Regions from separate parts of the Homo sapiens genome. Here region 1 is linked to region 2. A link is an interaction called in ENCODE POLR2A ChIA-PET data of the cell type or tissue named here. Cell type or tissue: K562. All regions are shown on one strand. Each heading gives the region's core, and the rest is flanking DNA. Links, peaks and the distances in the headings are about the cores only. Region 1 overlaps UBE2L3 (ubiquitin conjugating enzyme E2 L3). Region 2 overlaps MAPK1 (mitogen-activated protein kinase 1).

Region 1 (11,369 bases), core at 4,027-6,526, 260 kb after region 2:
GGAGAATTGCTTGAACCCGGGAGGCGGAGGTTACAGTGATCTGGGATGGCATCACTGCACTCCAGCCTGGGTGACTCCGTCTCAAAAAAAAAAAAAAAAAAAAAAAAAAAAGAAAAGAAAAGAAAAAATCGGCTGGGTGCGGTGGCTTACGCCTGTAATCCCAGCACTTTGGGAGGCCGAGGCGGGCGGATCACGAGGTCAGGAGATCGAGACCATCCTGGCTAACATGGTGAAACCCCGTCTCTACTAAAAATACAAAAAATTAGCCGGGCGTGGTGGCGGGTGCCTGTAGTCCCAGCTACTCGGAAGGCTGAGGCAGGAGAATGGCGCGAACTCGGGAGGCGGAGGTTGCAGTGAGCAGAGATCGCGCCACTGCACTCCAGCCTGGTGACAGAGCGAGACTCCGTTTCCAAAAAAGAAAAGAAAAGAAAAGAAAAAACCAGGCACTGAGAAGAACTGTGTCAAGCTTTTATAAACATCAGCTTGTACACAAACAAGGACCAAGCCCACTAGAGACTGTTCTGCCCTGACTGAATGTTTAGCACCCACTCCTTTCTTCTACTCAGTGTGGGAGTCTAATGGGCACCTTTCATGGTGATTACTTCCAACAAGTGAGGCTTGATTTTTCTTGCGCAAGGCTTTGAACTCCACCTTCCAAGGCTTTTTTCAATCACTAAAACAAGGGACCTCCTCAATCCCTGTGCAGGTCAAAAGTTCAGCTGAGTTATTCCCACAGGGACTGGTGGCACCTCAGCCATACTTTGCGTGCACCTGGTAAGGTAGGAGTTCTCTGGACTCCGTCTGATCTGGCATCAGGAAGGACCCATGAGCCCCTACCCTAGAGCAGCACCCCTAAAAGAAACCCTCCACTTGCAGCCTCTCAAGTGCCAGCTTCATCCACTCTAATCTAAACAGACTTTATACTGGTTTAGGTACTTAAAAGGAAGCCATCAAAATATGAGATTAGGACTTCAAAAGAAAGTCTAGAATTAAATGAAAACCAGACACAGTCCATAACAAACTAGTCACTTCTAGGGGACAAAAGGGAGGACAACCACAATACTGACTCAAATATTCTTCCCAGAAGAATGAGCATGTTTATGTTCACACAGCCACACACAGACATGTGCACCACGCACAGCCACATCCAACTCCAGGGAATCCCAGGCCCACTAAAGCCAACTACGTGCCTTCATCTGGGAATACTGCCCTTACATCTGCCTCTGTCCCTCCCCTCACATCACCCGAGCAACTAGGCTCTAGCCCATGCCCTTCCTATAGCCTGGAAGGCCCTCTCCAACCTCCTTTCCTCCTTCAAGTCTGAGTTCAGGCACTAACTACTGCATGAGGCCACCTTAAATCCCACTCTCCCTTCCCCTTGTAGGCAGCCCCACAGTCCTTCATCCCTTCCAGGGACCAGTGCCTGCACCTCTCTGCACCAGCAGCAAGCCACTGGGCTTGTCTGTCCATGTGTGTTCCCACTGTGGATGGCAGCCCAGGGCTGAGCACTGGAAAGGCCTCCTCAAACCCTATACAGGTCAAAAGTTCAGCTGAGATGAGCCATTCCCACAAGGTCTGACAGGACCTCAGCTACATTTTTCGTGTACCTGAAAGATTCTCTGGATTCTGTCTGATCTGGTACCAGAAGCCCCCACCCCAGAGCAGCACCCCCAAAGACCCCCTCCGAGGAAGACACAGGCACATGTCTTACCTTGGTCGGTTTTGGTTGCTGGCTTCCAGTTTTCGGCACTAATTACTGGCAGACAGACCTGCCCCTTTTCGTCGATGTTTGGGTGATAGATCTTTGTTTTAAATGTGATCTTCGGTGGTTTGAATGGGTACTCTGCTGGAAAGTTGATTTCGATTCTGAAGGCTCCCTTATCATATGGAGGGTTGTCCTGGAAGGAAAGAGAGATCAAAATGAACACACCATGGTTCATAAACCTATGGCCAAGACAGGAATGTTTTAATTGTTTATCTGAAAAATCAATTTATTTCAAGGGATTCAAGTATCAACTGAAGCCCTGCCACCTTCAGGACAACCCAGCCACCCAAAAGTATTTCTAGAGCAAGCTATCTGCTAAACTGAGAAGGGGCTTGAGATTGATGTCCTGGTCTCTTCATACTTTTTTAAAAAATAGACTTTACTTTTTAGAACACCTTTAGGTATACAGCAAAACTGAGAGGAAAGGACAGAGAATTCCTAAATACCCCCTGCCCCTGAACACACACAGCTTTTCCCACTATCAGCATCCCTCACCAGAGGGGCAAATTTGTTACCACCAATGAACCTTTTACCTTAACACATCATTACCACTCAGCTTCCCTAGTTTATGTTAGGGCTCATACTTGGTGTTGCACATTCTATAGGTTTTGTGTGGTTATCAGACATGATAGCTGGAATCATGCAATATGTAGCTGCTATGTCTGAATGTATCTCCCCAAAAATCTTATGTTGAAACCTAATCACCAATGTGATGGTATTAGGAGTTGGGACCATTGGGAAGTGATTAGGTCATGATGGGATTGGTGTCCTTATCAAAGAGGCCCCTGAGAACTGCCTTGCCCTTTCCATCATATAAAGACACAGTGAAAAGGCACCATCTATAAACCATGAAGCCGGCCCTCAGTTGCCACTGAATCTGTTGGCACCTTGATCTTCAGACTTCCCAGCCTCAATAAGTGAGAAATAAATTTGTCGTTAGAAGCTATTTGTTCTTTTTATTATTATTATTTTTTCAGAGTCTGTTGCCCAGGCTAGAATGCAATGGCACGATCTTGGCTCACCGCAACCTCCGCCTCCTGGGTTCAAGCAATTCTCCTGCTTCAGCCTCCCAAGTAGCTGGGATTACAGGCACCCGCCTCAATGCCCAGCTAATTTTTGTATCTTTAGTAGACATGCGGTTTCACCATGTTGGCCAGGCTGGTCTTGAACTCCTGACCTCAAGTGATCTGCCTGCCTCGGCCTCCCAAAATGCAGGGTTTATAAGCGTGAGCCACTGTGCCCAGCCGTTACTTGTTTTTCCCCCACTTCATACTTACTTATTTATTTTTGACAGGGTCTTGCTCTGTTGCCCACTGGATGGTGGCGTGATCTTGGCTCATTGCAACCTTGACTTCACAGGCTCAAGCAATCCTCCCACCTCAGCCTCCCAAGTAGCTGAGACTACAGATAGGCACCACCACCCCCAGCTAATTTTTTTGTATTTTTATAGAGACTGGGTTTTGCTATGTTGTCCAGGTTGGTCTCAAACTCCTGGGCTCAAGAGATCTGCCTGTCTCGGCCTCCCAAAGTACTAGGATTACAGGTGTGAGCCACTGCACCCAGACTCATTTCTTCTTAGTGTTGAATGTCATTTGTCTAGATATACCACAATTTATTTATCCATTAACCCACTGAAGGACATCTTGGTTGCTTTCAAACCTTAGCAATTAATGAATAAAGCTGTTATAAGCATCTGTGTGGATACAAGTTTTCAATTCATTTGGCTAAATACCAAGGAATGTAATTGCTGGATCCAATGGTAAGACATATGTTTAGTTTTGTAAGAAACTGCCGGCCGGGCGCGGTGGCTCACGCCTGTAATCCCAGCACTTTGGGAGGCCAAGGCAGGTGGATCACGAGGTCAGGAGATCGAGACCATCCTGGCTAACACAGTGAAACCCCGTCTCTACTAAAAATACAAAAAAAAATTAGCTGGACGTGGTGGTGGGCGCCTGTAGTCCCAGCTACTCAGGAGGCTGAGGCAGGAGAATGGTGTGAACCTGGGAAGCGGAGCTTGCAGTGAGTGGAGATTGCGCCACTGCAGTCTGGCCTGGACGAAAGAGCGAGACTGAGTCTCAAAAAAAAAACAAAACAAAACTGCCAAACTGGGCCAGGAGCAGTGACTCATGTCTGTAATCTGAGCACTGTGGGAGGCCAGGGAGGGAGGATCACTTGAGGCCGGGAGTTCAAGACCAGTTTGTGAAACATAACAAGACCCCATCTCTACAAAAAAAAAAAAAAAAAAAAATTAAATATATTAGCCTGGGCCAGGCTCAGTGGCTCACACCTGTAATCCCAGCACTTTGGGAGGCTAAGCTGGGTAGATCACTTGAGGTCAGGAGTTCAAGACCAGCCTGGCCAACGTGGTAAAACCCTGTCTCTACTAAAAATACAAAAAAATTAGCAGAGCGTAGTGGTGCACGCCTGTAGTCCAGCTACTTGGGAGGCTGAGGTAGGAGAATTGCTTAAACCCGGGAGGCAGAGATTGCAGTGAACTGAGGTTGCGCCACTACACTCCAGCCTGGGTGACAGAGCAAGATTCCATCTCAAAAAATAATAACAAAATAAATATATTGGCCTGGCATGGTGGCATGTGCCTGTAGTCTCAGCTACTTCAGAGGCTAAGAAGGGTGGACTTCTTAGGCCCAGGAGTTTGAGAATGCAATGAGCTGTGATCACGCTTCTGCACTCCATTTTGGGCAAGAGAGAGACTCAATTTCTTTGTTAAAAAGATTTTATGAATAAATAAATGAAAGAAACCGCCTAACTTGTCTTCCAAGGTGGCTGCACCATTTTGCATTCCCACCAGGAAAGAGCGAGAGTTCCTGTTGCTCTACGTCCTCAGCAGCATTTGGCAGTGTTCTGGATTTTGGTCATTCTAAGAGATGCACGGTGTTATTTATTGTTGTTTTCTTATTATAGAGTTTTAAGTGTTCTTTGTCCTTTAGACAGTCCTTTATCATATTATGTTTTTGCAAATATCTCTTGATCTTTTCTGAAGATACAAGTAGAGTTGTACCAGAGGTAAGTTACAACCCAACCAGAATACACTGTGAGTACTAGAAGTCCAAATAACTGCCTTGATGCCAAGTCCTGGCCAGCTCAATCTTCCCAGGGTAGAAACAGTAGTCAGCTCAATGGCTGGACCCTGGGGACCTGAGCTGGTCACTCAACAGGTGATCACCAGGCAGGGCCAGCACCATGCCCTAGCCCCTTGCCCCTAGAACCACCCGAAAACCACCTTTGGGGCCTGGACACTCTGATGGCCCCAGGAGCCTGAGAGATGACTCAGCAAAGAGTCTTTTGGCCTCTCCCCAACCCTACCTATCTCCAGAGCTGGGGAAGCCCTTCCCATTGTACTCCCTTTTCCCTCACCCAGGTCTGCCATGGCACTTGCCATGGCACACCCAACCCAAAGAAATCCAAGCTTCACAGAGAGCCCAAGAACAATCTTTTTTTTTTTTTTTTTTTTTTTAAGACGGAGTCTCGCTCTGTCGCCCAGGCTGGAGTGCAGTGGCGCGATCTCAGCTCACTGCAACCTCTGCCTCCCTGGTTCATGCAATTCTCCCACCTCAGCCTCCTAAGTAGCTGGGATTACAGGTACCCGCTACCCTGCCCGACTAATTTTTTTTTTTTTGTATTTTTAGTAGAGATGGGGTTTCACCATGTTGGCCAGCCTGGTCTTGAACTCCTGACCTCAGGTGAACTGCCGGCCTCGGCCTCCCAAAGTGTTGGGATTACAGGAGTGAACTACTGCACCTGGCCCCAGGAACAATCTTGACAGCCCTACACCCCAGCCCCATATCTTCAAGCCGTGGCCTAAGTACGCACTCCAGTAAACAGAGCTCCTCTGCTGGGGAGCAAGGCTGGCGTGCGCCAGTTCTCCACATTCTCCTACATCCAAGCCCTGCCCTGGGAGGGGAGGCATGGAGCAAGGGCCTTAAAGGATGGATAAGATGACATAAGGCTGAGGAGTGGAAGAGGCCTCCCAGGCAGAGAGGACTAAAGACTAGATGGCAGGGACTTGGAAGGAATAGCATAGAGCAAGACAGGAGGCTGCGGGCAGGCAGTGTGGCCCCAGGGCTACTGAAGCCACGCGTCCAGGTCTGAATCACCACCGAGCAGCTGAAACCACTGTCAGCATATTCATCTGTGGGGAGTCACCCAGGCTGGAGTGCAGAGGTGCAATCACGGTTCACTGCAGCCTTGACTTCCCGGGCTCTAGCAATCCTCCCACCTCAGCCTCCCAAGTAGCTGGGACTACAGGCATATGCCACCACACTCAGCTATTTTTTTATTTCTTATAGTGATGGCGTCTCACTATGTTGTCCAGGCTGGCCTCAAACTCCTGAGTTCAAGTGATCCTCCCAAAGTGCTGGAGTGCTGGGATTATAGGAGTGATGCACCATACCCAGCCAGCTTTTAGTTTTCAAGAGGAGAATTAAATGGTGGTGGTGGTGGGGGGAAGTAAGTAAACATCATTGTCATTTACACTGCTTGAGCCATGTAAAAATAGCTTTCCCTCACTGGGTGTGGTGGCACACTGGGAGGCTGAGCCAGGAGAATCACTTGAACCTGGGAGGCAGAGGTTGCAGTGAGCCAAGATTGTGCCACTGCACTCCAGCCTGGGCAACAGAGTAAGACACACACACACACACCACACACACACACACATACCACACACACGCGCGCGCGCACACTTTCCTGCATGACTTTTGGTTGGTGAAATCTGCTAAAGGTCTTCACTGATTGTCCAGGACTGACCAACCTCCCCTGTTCCCCACTGTGGGCCAGGTCCTGTCCGAGGAGCTGGGGTGAAGCATGAATGAGGCCATCTGGCCCCAAGTTAGCAGGTCTAGCCTCAGACTTTGCCTCTTCCTAGCTTAAAGAGTCTGAGAATGTTCCTGTACATCTGTAAAATGGGAGTAGCAACAGCCTGTACCCAGAGTTTATGATGAGAGATAAGGACTATAAAGTCCTACATGCCTGACACATGGGCAAAGCTCAAGAGAAGCAGATTTGGCTGGGTGCAGTGGCTCATGCCCGTAATCCCAACACTTTGGGAGGCTAAGGCAGGAGGATCACAAGAGCCCAGGAGGCTGAGGCTGCAGTGAGCCATGATCACACCTCTACACTCTAGCCTGGGTGACAGAATGAGAACCTGTCTCAAAAAAGCCAAAAACAGACTGGGCGCAGTGGCTCATGCCTGTAATCCCAACACTTTGGGAGGCTGAAATGTGCAGATCACTTGAGGCCAGGAGTTTGAGACAAGCCTGGCCAACATGGTGAAACCCCGTTTCTACTAAAAATACAAAAATTAGCCAGGCGTGGTGGCACATGCCTGTAATCCCAGCTACTTGGGAGGCTGAGGCAGGAGAATCACTTGAACCTGGGAGACAGAGGTTGTGGTGAGCTGAGATTGTGCCATTGCACTCCAGCCTGGGCAACAAAAGTGAAAATCCATCTCAAAAAGAAAAAGAAAAAGAAAAAAAAGAAACCCTATCTATACTAAAAAAAGGCCGAGGCAGGTGGATCACGAGATCAGGAGATCGAGACCATCCTGGCTAACACGGTGAAACTCTGTCTCTACTAAAAATACAAAAAATTAGCTGGGCGTGGTGGCACGCACCTGTAATCACATCTACTCAGGAGGCTGAGGCATGAGAACTGGTTGAACCCAGGAGGCACCGGCTGCAGTGAGCCAAGATCACACCGCTGCAGTGAGCCAAGACTGCACCACTGCACTCCTGCCTAGGCGATAGAGCAAGGTGTTCTCTCAAAAAAACAAAACAAAACAAAAACAAGTCCTTTTGTAAAGACAGGATCTCACTTTGTTGCTAACAATTTTTTTAAATTAGCTGTGCGTGCTGCTGGTGCACACCTGTAGTCCCAGCCACTCAGGAGGCTGAGGTAGGAGGACTGCTTGAGGCTATAGTTTTAAGTTGTTAGTTGTTAAGGCTGTAGTGAGCCATGATCACGCCACTGCCTTCCAGCCTGGACAAGACAGTGAGATCCTGCCTCTTTTTTCTTCCAAAAAGAGGAAGGAAAAAAAAGAAGCAGTTCTGTTACTACATGAGGCAGGCCAGGCCTCTCACCACCCAGGGAACTTGGCCAAACTCATCTGAACTTCTCTGGGCCTCTTTCCTAGTCTGGGGATCTGTGGATGGTCAAAGGAGTGGCTCAGGTGTGCATAAGTCACACAAACTATGTGCCTGTCCCAGAGATTTTTGGTGAAAGAGGCATGCAAAAATTAAAACATAAGATATACCTTCCGGGTAAAGGCCTACAGCTCTACAAGTGAATTTCAACATTAGAGCTAAACTTGCCCTTTGGGAAGGCCACTCAGAAATAACAAGGGATGTTAATGAAAAAACATGGTTTTGTTGTAAAAAATATATATATTATAAAACATTGCAGAAAATTTGCCTCCAACTTAAGCTGCAACATTTCAATGTCAAATAAACCAAAGATTTTAGCATTATCTATTTATTTAGAGATAGAGTCTCACGCTTGCCCAGGCTGGAGTGTAATGGTGGGATCTCAGCACTGCAACCTCCGCCTCCCGGGTTCAAACGATTGTCCTGTCTCTCAGCCTCCCAAGTAGCTGGGATTACAGGCGCAGGCTGCCACGTCCGGCTAATTTTTTGTATTTTAGTAGAGACGGGGTTTCACCGTGTTGCCCAGGATGGTCTTGAACTCCTGAGCTCAAAAATCCACCCAAGTCAGCCTCCCAAAGTGCTAGGATTACAGGCGTGAGCCACTACGCCCAGCTGATTTCAGCATTATCTTCACATGAACACGACTAGTGTTTTTCTGTTATGCCTGCCTTTGACTGTCTTGTGCTCCCTAAGCTCATACTGCTGTATTGAGGAAGTCATTTGAGATGTAAATTAATTCCTTATGATAATTTTACACACTCTAAACTAGTTCAAAAACTTAAACTCCAGCACTTTGGAAGGCCGAGGTGGGAGGATTGCTTAAGCCCAGGAGTTTGAGGCTGCAGTGAGCTATGATTACACCACTGCATTCCAGCCTCGGCAAGAGTGAGACCCTGTCTCAGAAAAAAAAAAAAAAAAAAAAAATCAAAAAACACCTTTTCAATCCATGTCTAAATTCTAGGACAGACTTTTTATCCACTTGTCTTTTTTTTTTTGAGACAGAGTCTGGCTCTGTCGCCCAGGCTGGAGTGCAGTGGCGCAATCTCGGCTCACTGCAAGCTCTGCCTCTCATATCATTCTCCTGCCTCAGCCTCCCGAGTAGCTAGGACTACAGGCACCCACCACCACACCCGGCTAATTTTTTGTGTTTTTAGTAGAGACGGGGTTTCACCGTGTTAACCAGGATGGTTTCGATCTCCTGACCTCATGATCCGCCCGCCTCAGCCTCCCAAAGTGCTGGGATTACAGGCGTGAGCCACGGCGACCAGCCCACTTGTCTTTTTTTTTTTTTTTTTTTTTTTTAAGACAGAGTCTCGCTCTGTCACCCAGGCAGGAGTGCAATGGCACGATCTCGGTTCACTGCAGCCTCCACCTCCTGAGTTCAAGCGATTCTCCTGCCTCACCCTCCCAAGTAGCTGGGACTACAGGCATGCACCACAACTCTCAGCTAATTTTTTTGTATTTTTACTAGAGACAAGGTTTCACCATGTTGGCCAGGCTGGTCTCGAACTCCTGACCTCAGGTGATCCGCCTGCCTCGGCCTTCCAAAGTGCTGGGATTACAGGTGTGAGCCACCGCACCCGGCCCACTTGCTATTTATAAAGAAAGAAAGATACCGGTTTTAAAGTGGATTTTCTTTTATATATAGTATGGCTAACATTTTCCTGTATTTGCTTCTAGTCATTATAATGCATGCATGTAAATAAGAGTTGATCATTTCAACCTGGGAAAGCCAATTTAAAAAAATTTGACCAAAGTTTCTCAAGTACTTAGATGCCAGGTGCTTTTCCGTGCCATCTCCAGCCCATATTCCGCCCCTCCTGGTCCCCTAACACCAACCCTGGGAAGCCAGTGCTGCCATCACTTGCATTTGGAAATGGAGCAAGTGAAGTACGATTGAGTGACTGGCCTGAGACCTCCCCTAAACTCAGCCTTCCTGTCCCGGAACACAACCCCCCACATCTGCAGGTATCCATCTGGGCCCATCCTCATCACCTTTGTGGGATGCGGGGACGAGGGGAACTGGCCCTTTTCTCGAGTCTTCCACCAACATCCAATAAATTGGCAGGACACCTTTTCAGGCTGCAAGTAGGGTAAAAATCTCAGATCCTTCACAGCTCTTGATATCAACCTCCCATGGCACAAAGCCATTTTGTGGCAGCTAAGACTAAGAGGAAGCTCTTTGCCATATGGCACCGAACTATCTGGGGTCTTTCACCCACTTGTCCTAGCTCTAACCCTGTGGTCAAATCTAATCTTCCTTTCCCATGGCAACCTTTCAAGAATCCTAAAACCCCATTCCACTTCATGTTTTCCCTTCCCAAGTAAAGACCCAGAGTCCTTCATCCCACAGAAGTCACCGTTTCATGTCACTGCTGTGAAGCAGGGAAGACCACCATACAGCTCTCTGGCAGCCACAGAGGAAGTCAAGGTGTCTTCTGGTTGTCTGACTTGGACTGCTGCTACATGGCACGTCCTTGTGGTGTGTTCCTAGCTGGCTGTAGGACACCACAGACAGGACTCATGGCTGACCTGAAGAGCTGGATCCTAGTTTGGATCTAACTAGCATGCTGCTCCTTCTTCATGCCAGGCTTCAGATGGACTGAAGGGTCCTGTGCACTGTTGTCACTTCTGCCTAGCTTGGTGGCGACTCCACAGCAGCATCCTTTCCCTGTGGCTAACCTTTTTCACCCAGTGAACTAACAAAGCTGAAGCTTTCCCTGCCACAGGGATGTCTACTGAGACCAGCCCTGTGGGCTGCCTATCCCTACACAGTCCAGTCCCCTGTTAAGAGAGAACAAGGGGACGCGGCTTGCCCTGCTCGGAGTGCCCCAGGCTGGTTTGTCTTTTTTTTTTTTTTTTTTGAGATGGAGTCTCTGTCGCTGAGGCTGGAGTTCAGTGGCGCAATCTCGGCTCACTGCAAGCTCCGCCTCCCGGGTTCACGCCATTCTCCTGCCTCAACCTCCAGAGTAGCTGGGACTACAGGCGCCCACCACCACGCCCGGCTAATTTTTTTGTATTTTTAGTAGAGACAGGGTTTCACCGTGTTAGCCAGGATGGTCTCGATCTCCTGACCTCGTGACCCGCCTGCCTCAGCCTCCCAAAGTGCTGGGATTACAGGCGTGAGTGAGCCACCGTGCCTGGCCCTGCCCCAGGCTGGTTTCTATGCTCTCAAGCCTTCGTGATCCACTCTGGAACCTTGTCAAGAGCTGAGTTAGGCCAGGCACAGTGGCTCATACCTATAATCCCAGCACTTTGGGATGCTGAGGTGAGTGGATCACTTGAAGTCAGGAGTTCAAGACCAGCCTGACCAACATGGTGAAATCCCATCTCTACTAAAAATACAAAAAAATTAGCCAGGCGTAGTGGTACACGCCTGTAATCCCAGCTACTTAGGAGGCTGAGGCAGGAGAATCACTTGAACCCATGAAACAGAGGTTGCAGTG
Region 2 (8,918 bases), core at 1,055-3,554:
TAGCATTTAATAAATATTGGCTAACAGTGCTGGATTTATGGAGGGCTCGTTGAAATATTCACTAATATTTGAATGGTGATCTTTTAAAAAATGCTTCCAAAAGGATTTATGGATTTCTAGCCATTTTTTAGATTTACCCCCTTCTGTTTCCTTATCAGTTCATTAGGAATTGTGACTATTTTGTTTAGAGTCCTTTCCTAATGATTATGTAGAGGATGTAAAGATGAAGAGTGGGATTTGAGTTGGGCCTTTAAGAGTGGGTGTGATTTTGATATGCAGATAATAGGAACAAGTGACAGCTTGAGCTGTGGAATCTAATCTTGGAAATGTACTTAGGTGGCAAACTGTAGAGGACTCCAAAGGCAAAACTAAGTTTGACTGTATATTTGTTCAGTGGAGGAAGCATCTTATTTATTTATTTATTTGTTTATTTTTTTTTTTGAGGTGGAGTCTCACTCTTGTTGCCTAGGCTGTAGTGCAGTGGCATGACCTCGGCTCACTGCAACCTCTGCCTCCTAGGTTCAAGCGATTCTCCTGCCTCAGCCTCCTGAGTAGCTGGGACTACAGGCGCGTGCCACCATGCTCAGCTAATTTTTTTTTTGTATTTTTGTAGAGACAGCGTTTTGCCATGTTGGCCAAGATGGTCTCAAACTCCTGACCTCAGGTGGTCCCCCTGACTTCAGCCTCCCAAAGTGCTGTGATTACAGGCTTTAGTCACCGTGCCCGGCCTTTTTTTGAAAGAGGCAGTCATACATGGTCAATTTTGAAATTTTTTGGGAAGACAAATCAACACTAGTGGGAATGAAGGAAGAAGAACCGGAGTGGAGGAATAAATTAGGAAAGCCTAACCACCTAGAGGTGCAGTAATAAAGTGGCAGCGGAAGGTAGCAGATGGAGGTGAGGAGTTTTGTATTGACAGAAATAGTAACAGGGACCCTTGTGGGAAGAGTGGTAAAAAGACTTTTAATCATGGCAAGTCTGAGTGGAATCAAAGGATTATGAGACCTTAAAGGGTAAGAGACCAAGAGAGGTGGGATTTGGATTTGGAGGGATTTCTGAGATAGAACAAGGCTTGCTGGTTGATTGGCTATGGGCGGTTGTTCATTCTGAGGCCTCTAGGTTGGGAGCCTGGGAGATGGTGGTGCCATTATCCAAGTAAAGGAATACTGTTAGAGCAGATTTGTCAGGGGGAAATAGTTCTGGTTTGAACTTAAGTTTGTAATGCCTGTAGGCCATTCAGGCTATATCCAGAAACCATCTTAAAATTTGTAAGAGGGGAGCAGGAGCTGGAGATGAAAATTTGTGTAAATGGTAGTTAAAATCTTGAGTGGATGAGCACAGATTCTTATCTGGGTCATTGGTTAGGTGAAATTGCAATCATGGCCAGGCGCGGTGGCTCACGCCTATAATCCCAGCACTTTGGGAGGCCCAGGTGGGCGGATCACGAGGTTAGGAGATCGAGACCATCCTGGCTAACATGGTGAAACCCTATCTCTACTAAAAATACAAAAAAAAAAAGTAGCCGGCCGTGGCGGTGTGCGCCTGTAGTCTCAGCTGCTGGGGAGGCTGAGGCAGGAGAATGGTGTGAACCCGGGAGGCAGAGCTTGCAGTGAGCCAAGATCGCGCCACTGTACTCCAGCCTGGGTGACAGAGCAAGACTGGGTCTCAAAAAAAAAAAAAAAAGAAATTGTAATTATATGTTTTCTATATTTATCTTTTTGGTTAAAAAATACATAGCATTTGATAGATTTTCAAATGAGTCCATTATCCTGGAAACATTAAGAACCACTGAAGTAGAACAGAGGACCAACCAGGTAACTCTGGCAAAGAAGAGGAAACTGATGACTGGTCAGATGTATAAGGGAACAGTGTAGACGGGGAGGAGGGAGAGGAGGAGAGATTGAAACACTCTTAGTATGCTTGGTCATCTTAGACTAAGATAGCAAGTGTCTATTTTGGTTTAATTGAGTTTGAAATGCTGTTTCTGAATGCGACAAGAGAGCTCATGGGGTCATCTTCATAGAGATATTAATTGAAGCCTTAAGAGTGGATAAGACATCTGAGAACTAAGCCAAAGGAGTGCCTGCCTTTACTGTGTCAATAAAGGTCAAGTTATGGAAGAGGACAGAGGAAATGTGGCCAGAGAGACCAAAGAACTGGGAGTGCACGTTATCAAAGGAGCCAAGGGAGATGGTACTCATTAAGGGATTGGTATTGAGTACTATAGGAGGGAAACAGAATGCAGCTGACAAGCCATTATATTTGTTGACTTTCAGCTCTTTTTTTTTTTGAGACAGAGTCTTGTTCTGTCGCCCAGGCTGGAGTGCAGTTGCACAATCTCGGCTCACTGCAACCTCCGCCTCCTGGGTTCAAGTGATTCTCTTGCCTCAGCCTCCCGAGTAGCTAGGATTACAGGTGTGTGCCACCACACCCGGCTAATTTTTTTATTTTTAGTAGAGACGGGGTATTGCCATGTTGGCCAGGCTGGTCTCAAACTCCTGACCTCAGGTGATCCCCCTGCTTCAGCCTCCCAAAGTGCTAGGATTACAGTGTGAACCACTGTGCCTGGCCTCTTTTTTTTTTTTTTTAAAGCGGGGATGTTCAACTTGGGAAAGCTGAATGAATAAAAGAAAAAAGAGGGGGATGGTTTCAACTAAAATTTCATTGTGATCACATTCCTGATGGTACAATGTCCTCCTGTCTTGTTAAGGTTATTGTGATTATAGCAGACTAGTAGAACTACCACTTTTTCAGCACTCTTGTTTTGTATTTTACATACATTAATGCTAAGCCATATAACTGTACAGCAAAAGTGGTAACTTCTGTTTGTTTTTTACCCCACAAGTGAAGAAACTTGAGGCACACAGAGGTTAGTTAACTTGCCCAATGACACACAGCTAGGAAGTGATGAAGCAACCCCAGTTTTTCTGGTTCCTAAGTAGTGCTCCACCAAAGATCAGAGTTGAGAAAATAGATTATTTCAGTAACAAGAAATATCTGTTGTCTGCTTTTGCTTGTATCACTTTTTAGCCTTTAAAACCTTTCATGTAGAGTTATTTACTCAGAAAATGTTTATTGAACTCTTCATCCAAATAATGGGATGGAATTGGGGAATAATACAGAGAAGATACCAGTGTTACCCAGGAGTTTGTGAAGTGCTGAGAGGAAGAGAAGAGCTGAGTGACTTGGGGCTGTCTTTCTTTGGCTTCCCAGACTTCTGAGCTAGGTGTTGATGTGTGAGTAGGAGTTTGCCTTGAGAAATGCCTTCTAGGCAAAGCGAAGTGTGCATGTAAAGGCACAGACCGTGAACACAGTGCATCAGGTCAGGAAAACCACAAATTACTTGGGAAGGCTGGAGTGTAGGGTGCCTTAGTAAGAAGGTGGGAGTTGAGACAGCTGGGGGTAGGCAGGGCCAAATCCTGAAGGGCATTATTTGGTAAGGACTTTGGACTTGATCTTGTGGGTGACGGAGTCATTAAAGGATGGCCCTGTTTCTGTCTGCCAGTTCCACTCCCACTTTATCTCTTATGCTTTCTGCCCATTTTGCCTACTTACTTACTTTTTTTTTGAGACAGAGTTTTGCTTGGAGGCTCACTGCAACCTTGCCTCCTGGGTTCAAGCAATTCTGCCTCAGCCTCCTGAGTGGCTGGGATTACAGGTGTGTGCTACCATGCCTGGCTAATTTTTGTATTTTTAGTAGAGACAGGATTTCGCCATGTTGTCCAGGCTGGTCTCAAACTCCTGACCTCAGGTGATCCACCTGCCTCGGCCTCCCAAAGTGCTGGGATTACAGGCGTGAGCCATTGCACCTGGCCGCATTGTGCCTACTTTATCTCGTGGTACTCAGTGGGGGTGATTTTACCTCCCTGCTACAGAGGCATTTGGAAATGTATAGGGGGGCGGCTTTTTGTTGTGTTGTCACGTTGATTAGGGGGTGTTATTGGCCGTCAGTAGGCATGTCAAGGGCAGACATGCTAAATGGTCTGGATTGCACGGTACACTCCCTCCACTGGAGAATCATCCTGCCAAGATGCCCATAGTACAGCACCCCAGCCTGCCCCAAGAAACATCAGGCTCTATTTAAGTCCCGCTTTTCTCTAAAGCTCATCTCTATGAACTTTGCCCTATTGCTTCCTGTTAATGCACTCTCTTCATGGATCTCTGCTGGGTGTTTGTACCACCTGTTTGAAAGGCAGGAACAGCAATAACATATATCATATATAAAAACTCTAGACCTGGAGACAGAGATATTGAGATTCTTAATTTTGCTTGCTCATTGTTTACTTAACTTTTTTAATCAAGAAGTCTCCTCTACACTTTTGGAGCTCAAAGATGCAAGGACAGCAGCTTACATGAGTAACAGAAGAATCTAGTGTTTCTGAGCAGAGTTTAGAGTAAAAGGATAAGTCAAAACAAAATTAATTTTTATATTAATAGCATCCCTAATGATGTATTCCTGGTAGTTAGCTATAACCATTACACCATTCCCATAATCTGATTTGTGTAAATTCAAGTTGACTTTTCCCCAAAACTGTATGTAATTTATTCCTCACCTTGCTCACAATTTATATACCTATTAATTGAAAAACACCTCATTCCCCAACAAACATCTAGAGCTCCTTGCCTCCGGCCTACTCCACCCACCCTCTTGCCTAATCCTGAGATGCTATTTTGCTCCCCTTTAGATTTGCTTTTTTTCTTTCACTTCTTGAGGCTCCCACACTGAAAGGTGCCTAGGAGCTCATCCAGTAGCTGCGCTGTCTCTGCTCCCTCTAGGAAAGGCCACCTGCCTGAGCTTTGAAATGGCCCACACCGTACCAGAAGGAAGAAGAGAGATTCCAGGAGGATTCAGACGTTACCCAGGCTTTCTGGAAACTGAGCAGAACCACAGGAGGAGAAAGCTATAGGCAGCTGAACAAAATTTATGTGTTTCTATTTCCCCTGCTATAACATGAAAGGACTGGGCTCTGTCTGTGGTTTTCAAATCTCCTCCTCTCTTAGGGGCTTCAGGCCTCACCCCAAATAGGGAAACTTCACATACAGCATTCTCTCCCCTAATCCCTGTTTTTTCTATTCTTTGCTCTTCTCTTATCTACCTCCTTCCCCTCCCGTTTCCCTTCTTCCTCTGCCCTTAGTCTTTTTTCTTTTTCTTAATTTCCTTTTAGTCATTATCATCTTCAGTTCACATAGGTAGTAACTATTAGGGTTAGCAGGGCAAGATCCCATTTGGAAAAAGGATTTGATTGCTTTGAAAATGATGTTGGGCAACCCACAGGATAGATGGTCTCCAAGGTCCCTCCCAGATTCTCAGACTCAAGGCAGGCCCTGGGGTTTGAACCTATGGCCAGTAGGAGCTGGATAGCAGGTGTCTGCATGGATAATATGCCATGATCAACTGACTAATGTTAGTTGCAAGCCTGCCTTGCTGGTTTAAGCTTCATTCTCATTCTTGTCTTTTTTTTTTTTTTTTTTTTTGAGACAGAGTCTCACTCTGTTGCCCAGGCTGGAGTGCAGTGGCGCGATCTTGGCTCACTGCAACCTCTGCCCCCAGGTTCAAGCAGTTCTCCTGTCTCAGCCTCCTGAGTAGCTAGGATTACAGGTGCCTGCCACTGTACCTGGCTAAGTTTTTTTTTTTTTTTGTAGTTTTTAGTAGAGATGGGCTTTCACCCTGTTGCCCAGGCTGGTCTTGAACTCCTGACCTCGTGATCCATTCGCCTCAGCCTCCCAGAGTGCTGGGATTACAGGTGTGAGCCACCGCGCCTGACCGTCATCCTTGTCTTTGAGGTATTATATTTTGCACTTTACACATAAGGGAACTGGGTGTCAGGTAACTCGTTCAGGGTTCACAGCCAGTAAGTATATTGCAGAACTGAGATGTAAATTGAGATTTATGCAGACCCCAAATCCTGTGACCTTTTTTCTTTTAACTACTATAGGCTTTTCTCTGTTATACCGAGTTACCTAGAAACGTACTTCCTACAGCCTGGGTTCCTGAATGGATTAGCCCTAAAGTATAAAATGATTATGCCATTGCAGACAGACCTGAAGAAGAGGCTAGAAAGGATTAGAGTTAAAGTAACTTTGTTTTTTGTTTTTGTTTTTTCTTTATCTCCAAAGGATCTGTCATCTAGCAACTTAATTTTTATCAGGAAGCAGTATTGATTTCTTCCCATTCCTTCTAGTTACCTCTACCAGTTTCTTGATTTTCATTCATTTAATATTATTAAACACGTACCGGATTATGTGCTAGGCAGTAGGAACAAAGTAGTGAACAAAAGTTGTTCTTACTCTTTGGTGTTTACAGTCCAACAGGGCAGTAATAACATTTACTGAGTATGGTGAGGTGTGGAGTGCCACTGGATGATATAAGATATTCTGAGTAGTCATGAAGGGTTTCCGGGAGGAAGTGGTGTTTAAGCTGGGACCTGAAGGAAGACTTAGAGCTAGCTGGGTAAAAGGTAGGGTAGAGTGCTGGAATGTTTTAGGCACTACTTTGTAGAGACTGCATTATAGAAAATGAAAAGTTTATGATTAAGATCTGGGGGCCTTTGTCATATTACTGCAAGGATAGAAAGTGCAGTTAAAGCTTTAGGTATAGTTGGAACCAGGAACTGGAAAATAGACCAACGTAGCTACCTCCCTCCCTCTTTACAGTTACAAAAGCTTCTTGTACCCTACATCTCTCAGCAGCTGGATTTTCCCCCCTCTTTTCTCTTTTGTCACTTCCCCATGCACTCAGCAGAGGAGAGCTGACCCTAGCTCCCTGAAGGTATGTGTCTTCAGGTTTTTTGATGACCAGAGGCTGAGAACACTCTGAATCCAATTCCAAGTGGAACAGAATGTGTAAAAACACTGTTAGGGAGATCATTCTGCACAGAACAGCTCACTCCACCTGGCCTTTCCAGCCTGGGAGAGTGTCTGCCTCTGGTCTAGTCAGCTGAGGCCCAAGGTGGGGTCATTTATTAAATAAAGCTGCATATCTCGGAATGTCTAAAGGGCAAGGTGGGAATTGTCAAAAGGGGTCTCATTGATTTCTGACTTGTTAGGTTAAAGTTCTTGGTACTGTTTTCCCTGTCATTCTCCAGGGAGTGTGTATCACTCTCCGGTTTTTACAGATGAGGAAAATGAAACAAAAGTTGGGTAACTTGCCAGTCACAAGTAAGGGGTCAAAGGATTGTCATGAGTATTAAATAAAACAGTATACTTGAAGTCCTGAGCACTTGGTACCTAGTTAATGCTCTGTTATTCCTTTGAAGTAAACAGGGTTGACAAGATGTGAATCCCCCTTTGTCTCGGTCTCTATGTAAAGCAGCATGTGCAGAAGTACAAATATTTGGCTTGGTGGTCAGATGACTTTACAATGGTATGGAAGTGATACACATGCAGTAGAAACCTTACTTCCGAGTACCCACGCAACTGTTCTGTTTTTCATTTTCAGTATAGTATTTCATACATCATATGAGTTACTCAACACTTTTATTATAAAATGGGCTTTGCGTTAGATGATTTTGCCCAACTGTAGGCTAATGTAAGTGCTCTGAACATGTTTAAGGTAGGCTAAGCTAAGCTGTGATGTTTGGTAAGTTAGGTGTATTAAATGTATTTTCAGCTAGGCTGGGTGCAGGACTCATGCCTATAATCCCAGGACTTTGGGAGACCGAGGCATGAGGATTCCTTGAGCTTAGGAGTTTGAGACCAATCTAGGCAACATAGTGAGGCCTTTTCTGTACTAAAGGTACTAAAAATTAAAAAAAAAAAAAATTAGCCAGGTGTGGTGGTACGTGCCTATAGTCCCAGCTACTTGGGAGCCTGGGGCTGAGGATCGCTTGAACCTGAGTGGTCAAGGCTACAGTGAGCCGTCGTCGTGTCACCGCATTCCCGCCTGGCAACAGAGCAAGAAACTTTCCCAAAAAAAACAAGCATTTCACCTTATGAGGTTTTCCATTTATGAAGGGTTTATTGGGATGTAAGTCCATAGTAAGTCAAGGAGCATCTTTATATAGTTAGAATAGGGACAGTCAAGTGTTTCATGCATAATCCAAATCTTCAGGAGGCAACATCAAGGTAACCCGAGTTTAGGGATATTCTGCAAAATAACTGGCCTGTAAACCTCAAAATTAAGTCAAGATCATGGAACCAAGAAAACACTGAGGAATTGTTCCACACTAAAGAAGTGTGCAGAAACATGGCAACTCCATGTGGTTCATGATTCTGAATCGGCATGATTGGCAAAACTAGAATGTCTGAAAATTAGATTGTAGTCGTGTATCTGTGTTAATGATTTTATTTTTATCTTCTTTTTTTTTTAACTCTTCTTTTTTTTGGTATTTTCTTTTTTGTTTTGGTTTGTCCTTCCTTTTTTTTGTTGTTTTTTGTTTTTTGTTACAAACCCTTGTGTCGATAGCTGACTGCTCTGCTGTATACGAAACCCTGACCCAGAAACAGGTTGTCTGTGAATGGTTTAGCACAGGTCCCCCGTGAATGTGCATTGTGTGACGGGCAAAAGTGTGGCCGCCTTTCTACTGTGCCAAGTTTTCCAGCATGAGAGGCTTTCCATATCTGGTCCTCAGATATGTGGTGTGAATGAAGGGGGGACCAGCTATCCGAGGCCAACCGAGGCTCCACAGTTGGCTGCCATGTCATTTTGCCTGGGCGGGATTCTGACTTAGAGGCCTTTGGTCATAATCTGACAGGTGAGCGTTGACGATTTTGATGGTAGCATTTTGTTTGTATGGGAGAATAGTCTAGTTTTGTTTGTTGGAAATAGTCACTAAAGTATTGGGGGATAATGAGAAAGAAATACTGGCAAACTTACTCTCACATGCTTCAGAGACTAAAAGTTTGATAAGCTAGATATAGAACTTTTCCTATGGTTTGAGATATAGTTCCTTTTCTCTAAAGAGTTGTCGGTGAGTCCC

The links. ChIA-PET counts read pairs that join two places held together with the same protein. Peaks named below come from ENCODE experiments on the same cell type or tissue, not always from the same donor. Only the 100,000 strongest peaks of a DNase experiment are listed, where the experiment ranks them.
Region 1: POLR2A ChIA-PET joins it to region 2 with 5 read pairs; 2 of 35 experiments call an interaction of 5 or more read pairs at or near these places.

The regions. Positions count from the first base shown.
Region 1 is chr22:21,601,386-21,612,754 of GRCh38, reverse strand. It overlaps UBE2L3 (ubiquitin conjugating enzyme E2 L3), which reads right to left. Exons shown (of 4, transcript NM_003347.4): 3 at 1,712-1,898. Among named protein-coding and RNA genes, the nearest start is that of YDJC, 23 kb to the left of the region's middle. In K562, for the core only: CTCF peaks have their summits at 5,029 and 5,723; DNase peaks (open chromatin) are centred at 5,054 and 5,797.
Region 2 is chr22:21,856,034-21,864,951 of GRCh38, reverse strand. All of the region lies in intron 1 of MAPK1 (mitogen-activated protein kinase 1), which reads left to right. Among named protein-coding and RNA genes, the nearest start is that of MAPK1, 7.2 kb to the left of the region's middle. RefSeq lists an enhancer at 8,609-8,918. In K562, for the core only: no CTCF peak of the experiment used is centred there; DNase peaks (open chromatin) are centred at 1,940, 2,138 and 3,276.